2 separate regions of the Homo sapiens genome follow, and region 1 is linked to region 2. A link is a loop called in an ENCODE intact Hi-C map of the cell type or tissue named here. Cell type or tissue: ascending aorta. All regions are shown on one strand. Each heading gives the region's core, and the rest is flanking DNA. Links, peaks and the distances in the headings are about the cores only. Region 1 has its middle 5.9 kb from the start of SMAD7. Region 2 overlaps LOC124904355 (a long non-coding RNA gene).

What was found. A loop is a pair of places that touch in the nucleus more often than their neighbours do. Peaks named below come from ENCODE experiments on the same cell type or tissue, not always from the same donor. Only the 100,000 strongest peaks of a DNase experiment are listed, where the experiment ranks them.
Region 1: a loop joins it to region 2, with 4 times the contacts of the local background. A loop is called at or near these places in 16 of 110 quality-filtered maps.

What each region holds. Positions count from the first base shown.
Region 1 is chr18:48,952,541-48,961,157 of GRCh38, forward strand. No RefSeq gene overlaps it. Among named protein-coding and RNA genes, the nearest start is that of SMAD7, 5.9 kb to the left of the region's middle. RefSeq lists a silencer at 169-508 and enhancers at 6,085-6,878, 6,879-7,672, 7,673-8,466. In ascending aorta, for the core only: a CTCF peak has its summit at 3,621; DNase peaks (open chromatin) are centred at 2,497, 3,141, 3,541, 4,090 and 2 weaker places; H3K4me3 peaks cover 1,367 bases; H3K27ac peaks cover 5,662 bases.
Region 2 is chr18:48,898,045-48,906,661 of GRCh38, forward strand. It overlaps LOC124904355 (a long non-coding RNA gene), which reads right to left. Exons shown (of 3, transcript XR_007066464.1): 3 at 447-637. Among named protein-coding and RNA genes, the nearest start is that of SMAD7, 49 kb to the right of the region's middle. In ascending aorta, for the core only: no CTCF peak of the experiment used is centred there; DNase peaks (open chromatin) are centred at 4,097, 4,667 and 5,287; H3K27ac peaks cover 3,877 bases.

The sequences.
Region 1 (8,617 bases), core at 288-8,287, 55 kb after region 2:
CGCGCTCGCCCTAGCGCTTCATTCATTGGTTTTGTTTTAAAGGCCCTGGCGGTGGATCCCTTGGCCGCGCCCGAGGGCAAGGGGAGGAGAGCGCTGTCTCGGTTTAAAAGACATTTATACCGGACTGGACCGAGGCCCTGGGAAGTGTGCGCTGAGGGGAACAGCCGCCGAGGGCGGGGAGGCGGCGTGAATATGACCTCAGCGGCGGCCGCGCGCTCCCTCCCGCCCTCTCAGCTCCGGGCTCCGGTTTCTAGGACTGCCTGGAGAAGTGTGTCTTGTGCACAGCTCTGGAATGCATTTGGCCGGCTGACGAGCTGTGAGGGGCAGCATCCCGGCGGGAGAAGGGGAGCGGGGGTGGGGGCTCGCCTGCGCGCCGCGGGCAGGTTTCCTCCCGGGCCCGGAAGACCTCCGCCACCCGCCACCCTGCCTCCCGGCGCGGGAAGGTTACCCAGCGAGCAGACCTGCCTAGGGCATTCATTTGCATGCAGGCCCTGTTTCTGGGCCTCGTAGCTTTCAAGGTGCTTAGAGTCAGAGAGTTTATTCCTTGACCCCAGGTCCCGAAGAAACATATACCCAAGCTGGCGGGTTACTGCATAGAAACGGGCATGGCATTGCTAGGGCATAAACGCATTTACAGCGTGAAAGCTGATGGCTCCGAGAAACGTAATGATTTAAATACACACACATCAGTATTGATGAGGCCACTAGTTGGCATGGTGATCTAACCTCACTTCATATTCAGTGAAATACGATTTTTTTAAAAAGCCATTGAGAATTGTGAGATCAGGCCAGCAGTGAAACTCGTTGGGGGCTTTAAAGAATCTTTTTTTCTTTCTTTCTTTCTTTTTTTTTTTTTTTTTAGAGTCTCACTCTTCACCCGGGCTAGAGTCCAGTGGCTCGATTTCGGCTCACTGCAGCCTCTGCCTCCCCAGATCAAACGATTCTCCCACCTCAGCCTCCGGAGTAGCTGGGACTACAGGCGCGCGCCACCACATCTGGCTAATTTTTGTATTTTTTGGTAGTGACGCGGTTTAACCATGTTGGCCAGGCTGATGTGGAACTCCTGACCTCAAGTGATCTACCTGCCTCAGCCTCTCAAAGTACTGGGAGTACAGGCGTGAGCCACTGCACCTGGCCTTAAAATAATCTTTAGAAAAGGTGAAATGTGCCCAGGTGCGATGGCTCACGCTTGTAATCCCAGCACTTTGGGAGGCTGAGGCAGGTGGATCACCTGAGGTCAAGAGTTTGAGACCAGCCTGGCCAACATGGTGAAACCCGTCTCTACTAAAAATACAAAAATTAGCCAGGCGGGTGGCGCGCGCCAGTAATCCCAGCTGAGACAGGAGAATTGCTTGAACCCGGGAGACGGAGGTTGCAGTGAGCTGAGATCGCGCCACTGCACTCCATCCTGGGCAACAGAGTGAGACTCTGTCTCAAAAAAAGAAAAGAAAAAAAGAAAAGTAAAGATGAAATGTACATCTTGCCGGCTAAATTATATGTTCTTAAAAGGAAAAGGCAGGAATGAATCTTAGCCGCCTTTAGAGCTCAAGTCCTCTCCCCCTCTAGCAATTAAAAAGATTTCTAACATATTAGTACAATAGTAGATGCTTAATAAATATTTAGAAATCAACACTTAGGGCTTAAGGGGCATTTGGACCCTTCCTCCACCCCACCAAAAGTACCTTTGGTAATATAAATTCAAGAGGAAATCAGCAACATTGCTTACATGATCATTTCCAGGCAAGGAGATCCTAACACTTATTGACTTGGAAGATAGTAGGATGCCAAGCAGTGCAGAACCCTACTGGACGGACAGAAGCTGCCATTCTGAACATTTACTGTGTAAGGCCACATAAGCTGCAGTTGTATAACATCATAATTTTGTTGTAAATTAAAATATGGCTTGTATAAAAGGGCATTGAAACCTTGTGTGTGTATTAAAAAAACATTCTAAGAAGCAACCTGTGAAGACAGCAGCTGAGAAAGCACAGGAGAGAATGGAGAAGGAGTGTAATCCCAGCACTTTGGGAGGCCTATCATGATAGGCAAGGGAAGACGAAAGAGACAGAAGTGGGATTTTTTTTTTTTTTTTTTTTTTTGAGATGGAGCCTTGCTTTGTCACCCAGCCTAGAGGGCAGTGGCATGATCTCAGCTCACTGCAACCTCCGCCTCCTGGGTTCAAGCAATTCTCCTGCCTCAGCCTCCCTAGTAGCTGGAACTACACGTGCACTCCACACCTCGCTAATTTTTTTGTATTTTAGCAGAGACAAGGTTTCACCGTGTTGCCCAGGCTAGTCTCGAACTCCTGAGCTCAGGCGATCCACCCGCCTCAGCCTCCCAAAGTGTGGGATAACAGGCATGAGCCACAGCGCCCGGCCCAGAAATGGGATTTTTAAGGTGTCTGGGAAATGTATCATATTTTCACCTTAGAAAGGCTTAGAAAGAGTACCAGACTAGAGGTCAGAAAACCTGATTCCAGGCTGGGGCGTTGCCGCTCACTGGTTAAGCAACTAGGGCCAACAGCAATCCCCACGTTAGGCGAGCACTTGGCAGAGTTTATAAGATTTTCTGGGCAAGTTTCCGCTCTCTAGGGTCCCATTCCCTCTCTGTTCTGGATCTCCCTAAAAGATCTTCACTTATTGAGAGTGGTCAGACCAGGCTTCATAGCAACAGAAAGGACTTAAATAAGCAGAGAAAGTAGAGGTCATAATTCTAATTCAGTTTCTTGGCTAAATGGAGAATCTGAAGAATCTTTTGGAGATCTGGCCAGTAGTGCTAAGGCTCTGTAATGAGAGGCCGGAGCACACACAGGGCAGGTAGGTTTCATGGGTGTTTCAAGAGTGGAGTCTGACGTCACGGTTTGTCTGGGTGGAACATGCATGTACTTGCAGAGATATGTTCCCGTATAGTGTAATTGTAGGTGTATTAATTCAGGTGTCACCCCTCTCTACACGGCTTTCCTCTTCCATTTTGCTACCCTAGGTAGAAGCTGGGTGCGGTGCTGAGCAAGTAGCTACAATGATTGGTGCTGCTTTATAGCTCCCTGGCATCCCCTGAATCAGTTAACATCCCAGCTTTCCTGATAGCCCCACCCCATCACATTCTTATCCCTCTCCTCTCCAAGAAAGAAGCCAGAAGCCTGGCAGTAGAGGAATTCCCAGCAGGCTGGTGTGCCTAGAAAGGTAGTTTCTTTCTTTCCCTTCCACAGGCACAAAGGAGGCCAACAAACACGCAGTTTCAGACTATTCTGACCCTTAAGAAAAAAGTTTAAGAGTTCACCAAACTATTGTGAATGAGTTTGATTCTAATCATTTGCTGGCAGGGAATATGGAATAAAATAGCTCATTTGCAGTTGTTTATTTCCTGTTGTGGCTTCTATTTTCATCTTTTAGTCGCTTTGGTGATAGTAATCAAACCCTAATCATGGTGCCGCCACAAGTCACAGAGACCAAAATAACTTGCAGCAGAGTTATGACAAACAAGGATGGAATCAGCTAAAGACCTGGCTACTTAATCACCGGCCACTGCCGCCCAGAGGACTGTGGGGCTGCCTCTTGACCGGCTGCTGGCTAGGAATCTAGAGGAGAGAGGAAGTCGAGGGAAGTTGCTCCAAGGCCCATGTTTTCTGAGCAGCCAGGGAAGGCAGTAGAGTGCACAGGAAGTGACCGAAAAAGCAGGTGAATTCTCCACACCTGCCAAGGGGAGAGGCAGGCTTCTGGAGGGGCCTGACTTGAGAGAGAAAGAGGAGGGGAAAAAAATCTCCAAAACTCTTGACACCTCAAAACAATGATAAGTAAAAGCTGAAAAGTGCCTGTCTAGAGAAGACAGGATTCTGCCTTTCAGTTCTTTGCTCATTGTCAGTGGATTCCAGAAGAGAAGGGCAGAGAGAGGCCCCAAAGCATGTATGGATGTGTGTTGATGGGAGTGAGGACAGGGGTAAAGATTTTTTTCTTGCACAAGCCAAAAGAAGAAACCATTGAGGAGACCAAAAAAGTACTGGAAAACATCAACATTTCTTGCACAATCATCCCCTGAAAAATGTGTGAGTGAGCCCTAAACCATGCACAACTGGCAACAATACAAATGGAAGTGATGGCTTATGAAAAGAAGACAGTACAAGGAAGGCTGATGGGACAATCAACGCTTCTTGGCTTCTCTTGGAAGAACAGGAACATAAGTGAATGAAAATGCATCTAATTCACTATCAAACAAAAATACTATAAGCCCGGACTCCACAAATATTCTTGGATTACAGACAAGCTGTCAGCTGATCCCCAACATTTGCCAGGTGCCTATCCAGAGCATGCAACTAGGTATCAGGGATTGGAATGGGGGCAGGATGAAATGAATGTTGCTATGGAGGAGATGAGAAACATCCAGAAAAGGTAAAGAGTGAGGACAATAGAGACATTCAAATCTACAGTCACATTTAGATGCCGTTTCCTCCAAGGAGGGCCCCTGGACAGCTGAAGAACAGAACTGGGAGGGGAATTTTACTCTGTATAATTTTGTACCTTTTGAATTGTGAACCGTGTGAATGTGTTACTTATTCAAAAATAAACAGATTTAAATTGTTTTCAAATCTCTGCTTGCTTTTCTCATTTCCTGAAATTCGTTGTTCTGATGTCCTTGTAGAAAAGGACAAGTTGGCAAGGTCCCACGTGGAAATGATGCTATAGACAGCTTCTCTCTCTGTGAGGCAGTTGCTACAGGAAGAGGCTGGTAACAACAGAGGCCAATGTCTCATCCCAGACAGCAAGGGTGGAGGCTGCTTCGTCATGAGCCTGGCCAGAGTCAGCGAGGAAACATGCCCATCCTAATCAAAAGTCATTCCAGATATCAGTCAGGTGCAAGTCCTAACCTGGGATGGACAGCCTAATAAATACTGCTGTCAGGGCCGGGCGCAGTGGCTCACGCCTGTAATCCCAGGACTTTGGGAGGCCAAGGCGGGCAGATCACTTGAGGTCAGGAGTTTGAGACCAGCCTGGCCAACATGGTGAAACTCCATTTCTACTAAAAATACAAAAAAATTAGCCAGGCGTGGTGGCATGCTCCTGTAATCCCAGCTACTTGGGAGGCTGAGGCAGGAGAATCACTTGAACCCAGGAGGCCGAGGGTGCAGTGAGCTGAGATCACCACACTGCACTCTAGCCTGGGCGACAGAGTGAGACTCCATCTCAAAAAAAAAAAGATAAATACGGCTGTCAGGATGACACAGGCACAGGAAGGAGCCTGCCCAATCTGAGAAAATGAGAGCTTTGCTTTTTGGAACAGAAACGTGTTCACATGATTTTCAATTCATTTAGCCAGCACTGATTCAGAGCTGATTGGAGTCAGGATCCAGGAGAGACCTCTGAGGGTTATAAATGTGAGGATTAATCAGCCTTTGCCCTCAAGAAGTCCACAGTCTAGGAGAGCCACAAACTCTCATGAAATGGGATCAGTGTTACCCCAGCAGCAAGAATGGAGGCACTGGCTCTAAGAACAGAAAGTCAAGGGACTCATTCTGTCTGGGAGAGGCCTCAAAAGGTTTCCCAAAGGAAGAAATATTTTAGACTAGATTAGCTGAGTTGACTAGCCAGGCAAAGGTGATCAGAGTCCTAATTGTCCTATCAAAAAGAAAAAAAAAAAAGAAAGGATTACAAATATGAGCCACCACACCTGGAACAATGCCTGGTGTGATGGCTCACGCCTGTAATCCCAGCACTTTGGACAGCTGAGGTGGGAGGACTGCCTGAGCCCAGGAGTTGGAGACCAGCCTGGGCAACATAGTGGGAACTCGTCCCTACAAAAAATACAAAAATTATGGCCAAGCGTGGTGGCTCACGCCTGTAATCCCAGCACTTTGGGAGGCTGAGGCAGGTGGATCACCTGAGGTCAAGAGTTCGAGACCAGCCTGACCAACATGGTGAAACCCTGTCTCTACTAAATATACAAAAATTAGCTGGGCGTGGTGGCTGGCACCTGTAATTCCAGCTACTCAGGAGGCTGAGGCAGGAGAATCGCTTGAACCCGGGAGGCAGAGGTTGCAGTGAGCCCAGACTGCGCCACTGCACTCCAGCCTGGGTGACAGAGAGAGATTCTATCTCAATAATAATAATAATAATAATAATAATAATAATACAAAAATTAGCTGGGGGTGGTGGTGCGTGCCTGTAGTCCCAGCTACTCTGGAGGCTGAGGTGGGAGGATCACTTGAGACCCTGAGGTAGAGGCTGCAGTGAGCTAAGACTGCACCACTGCTCTCCAGCCTAAGTGACAGAAAAAAAAGGAACGAAATTTTGTTTTCTTTGAGCTAACTTTTCAATACCCAAGCCACACTTATCACTTAAGTGTATAACTTTATAAACACTCCCAAGCCATAGGAAGTCAGTGATGAAAGTGAGGTCCCTGCAGTGGGTGGTCTGGGAGGGCATCTCCCTCAGAAGGCAGTTTTCTCTGTAGAAAACATTGGAGGAAAAACACTAGATCGTCTACGGTTACAGAGAAGTTTCTCCTCAAATAACTATAGAGATCGCCACGATCTCCACCCCTCAGATCAAGAGCAGGCCTTACTTGAGTCAAACTGGTTCATGTTAGGAAGTTGTGCCAGTTTTAAGACAAGTGGAAGGGAAGTACCCTCAGCAGGGAAGTTGGCTGAGATGCCTCAGTAATGGGGGTACTTAAATAATGCTCTCAAATGCCAACAACAAAAAATTATTATTTGCCATTATCGTATAGACGGTGAGACATACAGTTGGCTGATCCCTACAGGTACTAAAAAATTGATTTTAAAGACAGCAAAGCAAGGAAATCAGTGTTGAGCCTAACCCAGATGGACCCTGATGGGTCCTGGTGTTATTTCTCACTGGCCATGTTGCAGACAAGTTCTTCATTCCAGCTTCCAGCCACTCAACTGGGCAGCTCCAAGTTCCTGGTCACATTGGGCTACCAAATTATCCTTTTCTGTTTTCTGATTTTTTTCCTATTTTTATCTTTCCCATTCCTCTGCCAAAAGTCCTTAATGGGTCACTTAAGTGCTGAATTCTGCCTAGTAAGTGCTGGTTAGGATCTGAGCTATGAGACATGCTGGTAATCGTGATTCAGAACAGAAAGCCTGCGGAGGGGTGAATGATGTTTTATCTGTAGTAGGGAATTGGGACTAGAGCAAAGGGGTCATACAGGTGACCGCACATGCTGCCCCTGGCACGTGCTGGGACCCACCGAAGGAGTGAGGGCCAAGGCATCTTGCTCATTCTCCCAACGCAGACCTAGGAGAATAGAAAGGCCCTCAGCTCGGCTTTAGGATTCAATAGACTTTTCTGCCATTGCTAGCTATAAGACCTTAGGGAAGTCTGTTTCCAGTCTGTCTACCTTCCTCATACAACAAACACTGAATTAACAATGTCTTGTGTCTTCTGTGTGCCAGACTCAGCGTGAGGCTCCAAGAACAAAGTCCTCACGGTGGGGTTGCTGGGAGGAGACGTTCACACCACAAGAGCCCCAGTGCTATGTAAACCAAGTGGTATACAGATGCTAATTATCATATTATCATGGATTCTGAGGTCCTAGCTGCCCAATAAGCACATTTTGCCTAATCTTCCGTGCCTAGGAAATGAATTTTTAGAGGAGATAATTGTCCAAGTGATAGGGTAATGAAGAAGGAAGCTACTTTTTCTAGTGGCTGGGATTTTGTTTGTGTGGGGGTTTTTTGTTTTCAGTTTTTTGAGACAGAGTCTCGCTCTGTCACGCAGGCTGGAGTGCTGTGGCAGGATCGTGACTCACCGCAACCTCCGCCTCCCAGATTCAAGCGATTCTCCTGCCTCAGCCTCCTGAGTGGCTGGGATTACAGTGTGCACCACCACACTTGGCTAATTTTTGTATTTTTAGTAGAAACGGGGTTTCACCATGCTGGTCAAGTTGGTCTCGAACCTCAAGTGACCTCAAGTGATCCGCCCGCCTCGGTCTCCCAAAGTGATGGGATTACAGCCATGAGCCACCATGCCCGGCCCCTTGTGTGGGTTTTATAAGGACCAGTTAGAACTCTGTCAAAGAGGTAAGGCTAGCGTCTGAGTTTAAAAACAAACAAATAAACCTAGGGAAATCTTTTCCCTGTTGGAATAAGAGAGGGATAAGTGAGGAAACAATGTAAGTGTTTTTAGTTCTTTTCTAGTACTACTATGAGTCATACATATTTTCCTGTGTCCTGGAGATATCTCCCCTGGTAATTATGAGATACAAGGAGGAAGTGAAGAGGGATTCATTTTCATGGAGAGGAGTTACCCAGTGGGCAGGATTCTGCTGTGCCCAATTTAGTTTTGATCCCCCTCTATCCCATAAACATTTCTTTTGAAGGCTTTCAAAGTTGGGGGAAGATGATGTTATTTAGCATTGTTAGAGTCTGGTAGACCATAAAGGAAAAATCTGGAGAAATGCAGTAAAATGAGGTTCAAGCCAGAAGGGATTATAAACGTTACATAGCCCAGAGAGTCTCCATCTTCAGTCCATCTTATTTGGTACTTTTTCTTTGCTTTTTCTATTTTATTGATTTTTGAATAGGCAATGCATGCACAATGGTACACAATTCCAAGAATACAAAAGGGGAGGAAGAAAAAGATAAGGCTTCCTTCTACCTGGG
Region 2 (8,617 bases), core at 110-8,109:
AGGCGCCTGTAATCTCAGCTATTCGGGAGGCTGAGGCAAGAGAATTGCTTGAACCTGGGAGGCAGAGGTTGCAGTGAGCTGAGATCGCACCACTGTAGTCCAGCCTGGGTGACAGAGCAAGACTCTATCTCAGAAAAAAAAAAAAAAAAAAAAAAAAAAAAAGATGAAAAGGGGAAAGACAGGAAGAACAATAATACAAAATACATTATCACCCTTTGCAGAGATTATCTCATTCATCCTCACAACATACTCATTGCGATATCCCTGGCACCTCTAACGGTGCTGAGCACAATAAGCATTTGTGGAGAATTAAATGGGATTAGAGAACAATTCCATTACAACAGCATCAAAAAGAATGAATAACTTAGAAATAAATACAACAAAAAAGGGTAAAACTGATACTCTGAAAAATAAAAAGCCTTGAAAGTAATTAAAGAAGGTCTAAATAACTGGAAAAACAGTCCTTTATTCATAGATAGGAAGACTTTACATCACCGAGATGTCAGTACTCTCCAAGTTCACCTGCCGATTCAATGCAATCCCTGTCAGAATCCCAGCTGACTTCTTTGTAGAAAATGACGAGCTGATTCTAAAATTTGGATGAAATTGCAAGGGACCCAAAATAAGCAAAACAATCCTGAAAAAGAAGAACAAAGTAGGAGGACTCACACTTCCCAATTTCAAAACTTGCCAGAAAGCAACAGTAGTAAAGGCAATGTGGTAACAGCACAAGGAGAGACATACAGATCAATGGAATAGAATTGAGAGTTCAGACATAAATCCATGCATCTACTGATTTTTAACAAGGGTGTCAAGACCATCCAATGGGGAAAGAATAGTCTTTTCAACAGATGGTGTTGGGACGACTGGATTTCTGCATACAAAAGAACAAAGTTGGATCCCCATCACGTACTATATATAAAAATTAACTTCAATCAAATACTTAAATGTAAGAGTTAAAAACTATAAACCTGTTAGAAGAAATATAGGAATAAACCTTCATGACCTTGGATTTGACAAAGGATTCTTAGATATAATGCCAAAAACATAAGCAACACAAGAAAAAAATAGAACATCAGGTTTCATGAAAATTTAAAACTTTTGTGCTTCAAATGACACAAAAAAAATGAAAAGATAACCCACAGAGTGGGAGAAAAAAATTGCAATTGTATTCATAATACATAAGAACTCTTAGGCCAGGTGCGGTGGCTCACTCCTGTAATCCCAGCACTTTGGGAAGCCTAGGCGGGTGGATCACAAGGCCAAGAGATCGAGACCAGCCTGGCCAACATGGTGAAACCCTGTCTCTACTAAAAATACAAAAATTAGCTGGGCGTGGTGGCACGCACCTGTAGTCCCAGCTACTCGGGAGGCTGAGGCAGGAGAATCGCTTGAACCTGGCGGGGCGGAGGTTGCAATGGGCGGAGGTTGCAATGAGCCGAGATCGCACCACTGCCCTCCAACCTGGTGACAGAGCAAATCTCAAAAAAAAAAAAGACCACTTACAACTCAATAATTAAAAGACAAATAGATCAATTTTTAAATGGGCAAAGGCTATGAATAGACATTTCCACAAGGAAGATATACAAATGGCCAATAGGCACATGCACGTGAAGAGAAACTTAACACCATTAGTCATCAGTAAAATGCAAATCAAAGCTACAATGAATGAGATAACCACTTTACATCCACTCGGATGGCTAAACTCAAAAAGTCAGATAATAGCAAGTGTTGACAAGGATGTGGAGAAATCAGAACTTTTATACACTGCTGGTGGGGATGTAAAATGGTGCAGCCACATTGGAAAATAGTCCGGCAGTTCTTCAAAAGATTAAACATAGAGTTACCCTATGACCCAGCAATTCCACTCCTAGTTATATGCCCAAGAGAAATGAAAACACATGGTCATATAGAAACTTGTACACAAACGTTTATATCAGCATTATTCATAATAGACAAAAGATGGAGACAACCCAAATGCCTATCAACTGATGAATAGGTAAACACAATGTTGTACATCCATATGCAATGGAATATTTACTCAACCAAAATGAGTGAACCCTAATGTAAACTATGAACTTGGATTGATAATTATGGGTCTGTGTTGGTTCATTGATTGTAATAAGTGTACCACATTGATATGGGATTGTTGGTGGCTGGAAAGGCTGAGAGGGAGAGGAAGTGGTATATGCAAACCCTTTGTACTTTCCACTCAATTTTGCTACAAACCTAAAATTGTTCTAAAAATCTTAAAACTTTTTTTAAAGTCAAAAAAAAAAAGGAATGAAGTATTTATACATTCTATAACACAAGTGAACCTTGAGAACATTATTTTCAGCCAGTAACAAAATACCACATATTGTAGGATTTCATGTATATAAAATATCCAGAACAGGGCAATCTATAGAGATGAGAAGCATATTAGTGGCTTTCTAGGGCTGGTGCAGGGGAGAGGGTGGAGAGAAGAAAGTGGGTGGTAGCTAAAGCATGCAGGATTTCTTTTTGGAGTGGTGAAAATATTCTAAAGTTGACAGTGGTGAGTGGTAATGGTTGCCCATACCTATGATTGTACTAAAAAACCCTTGAATTGTATACTTTAAGTGAGCAAATTGTATGGTATGTGAACTATATCTCAATAAAGCTAGTAAGAAAAAGACATTATTGGGACAACTGAAACTAAATGTGCATGGTGGACTAGAAAGTTGTGTTAATATTAAAGCTTTCTGATTTTGATAATTGCAAAAAACTTAATGGACGTCCCTATAAGGTACTATCATTATTCCCATTATATAGATGCAGAAAGTGAGGAAGAACAAGGTCAAGTTACTTGTCCAGGATCACACAGCAGCCTAAGAGCCCTTAGTTTTTACCTCCTCCTTGCTTCTCTTAGCACCCTGGTCTTTCCCTTCATAGCACTTATCACAATTGATAATTTTACATGTTTTGTTCTGCAAGATGATAAGTTCACTGACGATAGTGACAGGTCACCTCTGATCATCACTTCTCCATATATTTAAACAAATATTTATTGAGCCTACTGTGAGCCAGGCCTGCATGCACAAAGGTCGGTGAGAATATTCTAGTACAGGGCTTGGCTCATAAGTGGATGCTCAACAGATATTTGTAGCTAGGATGGAAGGGTAGATGAGTGTATGGATAGGTAAATGGATGAATGGATGGGCAGATGGCTGTGTGGATAGGTAGATAATTGGATGAGTGGATGGATGGATGAATGGATGGATGGATGAGTGGATAGATGGATGGATGGATGGATGGATGGATGGATGGATGGATGATGTGGGGATGGGTAGATGGATGGATAGGTGGATGTGTATGTGGATGGACAGATGAACAGATGGGTGGGTTGAATGGGTAGGTGCATAAGTGGAAAGGGAGCTTCTGGGAAAAGGCTGATTGGGCTTGCCCAGGCACAGTACCTGGTGTCATCCTCCTCACCTAGCTATCTTCCCCTTCCTACCTCAGCCTCTACCCAGGTCCCCATCTTCAGACCCATCACATCCTGAGAAACACACCCACTGTACAGACCCTCCTGTCTTCCTCCACCAAGGCTGTCTAAATCATCCTTCAAGGCCTTGCCAGGCCCCACTCCTCCAGGAAGCCTTCCTAGCTCATGTGGTCTGCTTCTCTTCTGCACTCCTAATTCACAATATTGATGGACAACCCATATCATCACATCGGTCATCCTGAATAGATGCTCCTGAGATGCAGACCTGGAGCCTGGGAAGGGCCGGGCTTCCTCCTCCTCTGCTGTCCTAGGGGCTGGTTAGTGACAGGCAGGGGGTGAAGCCACTGCATTGGCTACAAGGCAGGAGTCACAATCTCTCCCTTGATGGAGAAGGAGGACCCGGGTGAAGCCCTTGCTAGGGGCACAGGCAGGAGGAAGATCTCAGCCATGCCAGCTTCAGAGGAACTGCCAGGCCAACCCTGGGGGAGGCTGGGACCAAGCCCGACCCTCAACCAGGCTGGGGCTGGGCTGAGCTGGCAGGAGGACGCAGGCAGGCAGGAGGCTGTGCGGGTGCCTCCCTCCCCTCCTCAGCCCGGCCCGACCAGCCCCCAGGCAGGCTGGAGGCCTGTTTGCCTTGGCCCCGGGCCAGGGCCGCCCCGCCAGTGAGTAATGCGTGAGGACCGCCTGGCTCCGGTTCAAGGGAAACGGGCTGGAGACGAGACGGGGCCTTCTAGGCCTTCATGGGGCTAGGTTCCGGGGGCGGCTTCCCAGAAAGTGCCTGCCGAGGCTGCGTTGGGGCCACTGCCAGGCCAGCCGCCCTCCTTCCCCTTTCTCCATCCCCTTTTCTCCCCTTCTTCCTCTGTAGAGACCGAGGAAAGGCAGATCTTGAGCTCCCAGAAAAAGATCATTAGGCATGGCCCAGGACCCAAGGAGAAGGAGCTTGTCAGGACCCCAGCCATCTACCCCACACACCTAACAGAGCCAGCCAGTCCCTGGTCCATTAACCCACACTTTCTGAGCACCCAGTCTCTGAAAGGCAAGGACTTGCTGTCAGGGAGAGCACGCGAGTTCAGGGCATGGGGCATGGGCAGCTCAGAAGCTCTCAGTGCTGGTCCTGGAAGCTGTGGCGCCGGACAAGGCCTCCCTATTTATCTGCCCACATTCCAGGGCTCCTGATGAGGACGCTGCAGCCCAGAGAAAAGGATGGACTTGCCCACGCTGCCCAGCGAGTTAATTGCAGCAAGGTAAGAGCCCATGCCTCCTGCCCATGGGACTCTAGGCCCTGCTGCTCTGAACAGTGGCCTTCTCCTTCAGCTTGCGTGGCTGTCATGATGAAGGGCCACTGCCTAGGATGGTTCTATTTTTCAGTTGCATCCTCCTGGAGCATTTCCGGGGCTTCTGTAACTTTGCGACTCTGCCCTTGGTGAGTGGTATCTTTCTGCTTAGGACCTAAGTGACCACCTGGGTGGAGAAGACACCATGGTCATCAACACCTTTTGGAGGCACAGAGATTCCCAGCCCTCTGGGAGATTTTGCAGCCAACCATGTCCCTATGCCTCTCCAGGCCTCTATCCATGGTCAGTCTTCCTAGTTGCAAAATACAGAACATTATTCTGGCTGAGTTAAGCACAAAAGAAAAGTCATGAGGGGATCCTGGGTAGGTCACAGAATCAACAACATGCCAGAGAACTTCTCCACAGCAGGGGTGGCTGCCAAACCACACCACAGTGCTGGCCTCCTGAGACCCGCACTGGCCCTGCCACAGAGCCCCAGAAGGCTCCTCTCTTTCCACTGACATCAGCACTAGACACCAAACGCTGGACGCTGCTGTTGGCCTAGCCGTCCCTGCTGCCCCCTAGAAACAGGATGTGACCACTGTCCACCTCCGGAATGATTCTCCTACATCCCTGCTTCTCTATTCCCAGACCCTGATCCCAGGACCAGGATGAGGGCATCTGATTGGCCAATCCCAGGTCACATGACTGTACTTGGTCACTAGGGAAGCTGGGAAAGCAAGTATCTTGCTCATTATCCTCTCAATAAGACTCAAGTAAGGGCCGGGCATAGTGGCTCATGCCTGTAATCCCAGCACTGTGGGAAGCCGAGGCAGTGGACCACCTGAGGTCCAGAGTTCGAGACCAGCCAGATCAACATGGTGAAACCCTGTCTCTACTAAAACTACAAAAATTAGCTGGGCATGGTGGCGCATGCCTGAAATCCCAGTTACTCAGGAGGCAGAGGCAGGAGAATGGCTTGAAGCCAGGAGGCAGAGGTTGCAGTGAGCCCGAGATTGCACCACCGCACTCCAGCCTGGGTGACAGAGTGAGACGCAGTCTCAGATTTAAAAAATAAAAATAAAAAACAAACAAAAACAAAACAAAAAAAGACTCAAGTAAGAATTCCCCTAAACCAGATAGAGAGCCAGATGACAGTAGGCTAATCTACAAAAACAAATGTCCTCTCTGTTTCATTCCCCCACCTCCAATTCTTTGTCTATCTCATTATCTGCCCAGACTCTCAAAGTGGACATATGCAGAGAAGTTTGTTGCTGAAAGAGCTTTGGGGTTCAGCATGTAATTGCACTATGTCAGTGAAATTCTTAGCCTAGGACATGGCACTTAATAGGTATTGAACAAAGTCAAGCTCTCCTCCCTGACAAGTACGCAGATGGGCCAGCTGAGGTGGCCTGTGGCTCTGCTAGTTGGCCACAGGATCTGTCCTGGGTTACTTGACTCCTCTCTCTGCTTTCCCATGGCAGACAAGGACAGGGATTAGAAGAAAATGTCATATAAAGTGCTGCAGGATGTGATTCATTCCGACAGAAGAGACTGGAAGCCTTCTTGAAGGAGTAGATGTTTGAGCTGGACATTGAAAGAAGAGATGGGTTTCATCAGCTAGAGAGCAGGGAAATGCATTTCAGGCCAAGGGGCCTGTGTGGAGATGTGGAGATGTGGTTTTTTACAAACAAAATAACTCAATGTTGGATGTTACAACATACTCTCTGCCCTAACTAGAAGTATGGATTAGCAGGGGGCAGCATGCGAATCGAGACAGTGCCCAGGAGGCCCCTGAATTGTTCAAGCCAGAAGCCAGGAGTGCCTAAGCTGAGGCAGTGCCAGCAAAACAAAAACAACTTGACATCCAAAAATTTCCAGTCCAGGGAGAGAGGAAAAACACATGGGGAAGAGCAGAGGGGAATGGAAAGAATGCGACTGCCTTTTTAGGCAGGTGGCTTTTGAGGTGCTGGATTCAGTCCTCAGGGTCCCTTTACACAGTGGAACCAAAAGTAATCAAGAAAGCAACAGGATAGAGTATTCCCCTGCAGGGGGTTCTCCATATAGTTTGAGGCATGAATGGGCAGGGAGTGAATCCCTAACAGGCAAGCTCTGGTAACACCTGGTGGCCCCTAAAAAACCCTCACCTTGTGAACAGGGTGGGTGTAGTCATTTGCAGGGCTTTAGTTTTGCTAAGTGCAAGTCCAGGGCCAGAGTGGAATTGCTGAGACAACAGACCAGAGGCTGAAGCTGCCAGTGGGTCCTTCTTCCCTTGTCTCTTGCTGTGAAGCCCTTGGTTATGCTTAGAAGAAGAAGAAAGAGAAGGAGGAGAAAGGGAGATGGAAAGAAGGAAGGAAGGAGGGAAGGAAAGAAGGCAGCAAGGAAGGAGGGAAGGAGAGAGGGAGGAAGGGAAGGAAGGAAGGAAGGAAGGGAGGAAGGGAAGGAACGAAGGAAGGAAGGAAGGAAGGAAGGAAGGAAGGAAGGAAGGAAGGAAGGAAGGAACGAAGGAAGGAAGGAAGGAATGCAGGCAGGCAGGCAGGCAGGCTACTTAAAGACAATTGGCACCAAAATGAGGGACTAAACCAAGAAAGGTAAAGTCATGGGATGCCGGTAACGAGGGATCCCACCCAATAGAAGGTGGAGGGATGCTTCAGGGTGACTGCTGTGCATCAGGCCTATGAGGCAACCTGTCCAGACTAGGGCAGAGGGCTGGAGACTCCAGAAGGGGAAAAAATTGAACTGACAAACTATCTGGTAGGTTTAACATTGAGAAAAACTATATTGAGAAGTAATTGAAGAGTGTGGAAACCAATGGCAAAAAATACAATGGACTTGAAGCAAATGAAAAGAACCTAGACAACTCAACTTCAGAAATACCAACACATTGTGTAAAAATAATAGATGCAATCATAGTATACTATATGACTCAGGGTGTACAATACGGGCATAGTCATAATAATGTAAGTGTTGGCCACTGGAAAGGGAAGCAATGTGATGCTGCAAGAGAGCTAATCCCCAGCTAGGAGGTTATTAGATGATATCTAAAATTGATGTATCAAGAAACATAAGAATAAGAATATTATTTTGGAATATGGTGATATACAGTAGTACCCCACTACCCTTGAGGGATATGTTCCAAGACGCCCAGGAAGCCTGAAACTACAGATAGTACAGAACCCTACATATTTTTTCCTGTGCATATATACCTATGACGAAGTTGAATTTATAAATTAGATGTAGTAAAAGATTAACAACAATAATAAAATAGAATACCTAAGACAACGTGTCAGCATCACTACTCTTGGGCTTCGAGGCCATCATTAAGTAAAATAAGGGTTACTTGAACACAAGCTCTGCAATACGATGACAGTTGCTCTGCTAACAGACACTACTAAGTGACCAATGGGTGGGAAGTGCCTACAGCATGGACACACTGGACAAAGAGATGATTCACGTCCCGGATAAGACAGAGCAGAACAACACGAGATTTTTATCCGCTACTCAGAATGGCACACAATTTAAAACTTATATATAAATTGCTTCTTTCTGGAATTTTCCACTTAATATTTTCAGACCATGGCTGGGCACACTGGCTCACGCATGTAATCCCAGCACTTTGGGAGGCCAAGGTGGGCAGATGGCTTGAGCCCAGGAGTTTGCGACCAGCCTGGGCAACGTGGCAAAACCTCATCTCTAGGCTGGGCGCAGTGGCTCACGCCTGTAATCCCAGCACTGTGGGAGGCCAGGGTGGGTGGATCACTTGAGGTCAGGAGTTCAACATGGTGAAATCCAATCCCTACTAAAAATACAAAAAAATTAGCAGGAAATGGTGGCACATGCCTGTAATCCCAGCTACTTGGGAGGCTGAGGTGGGAGA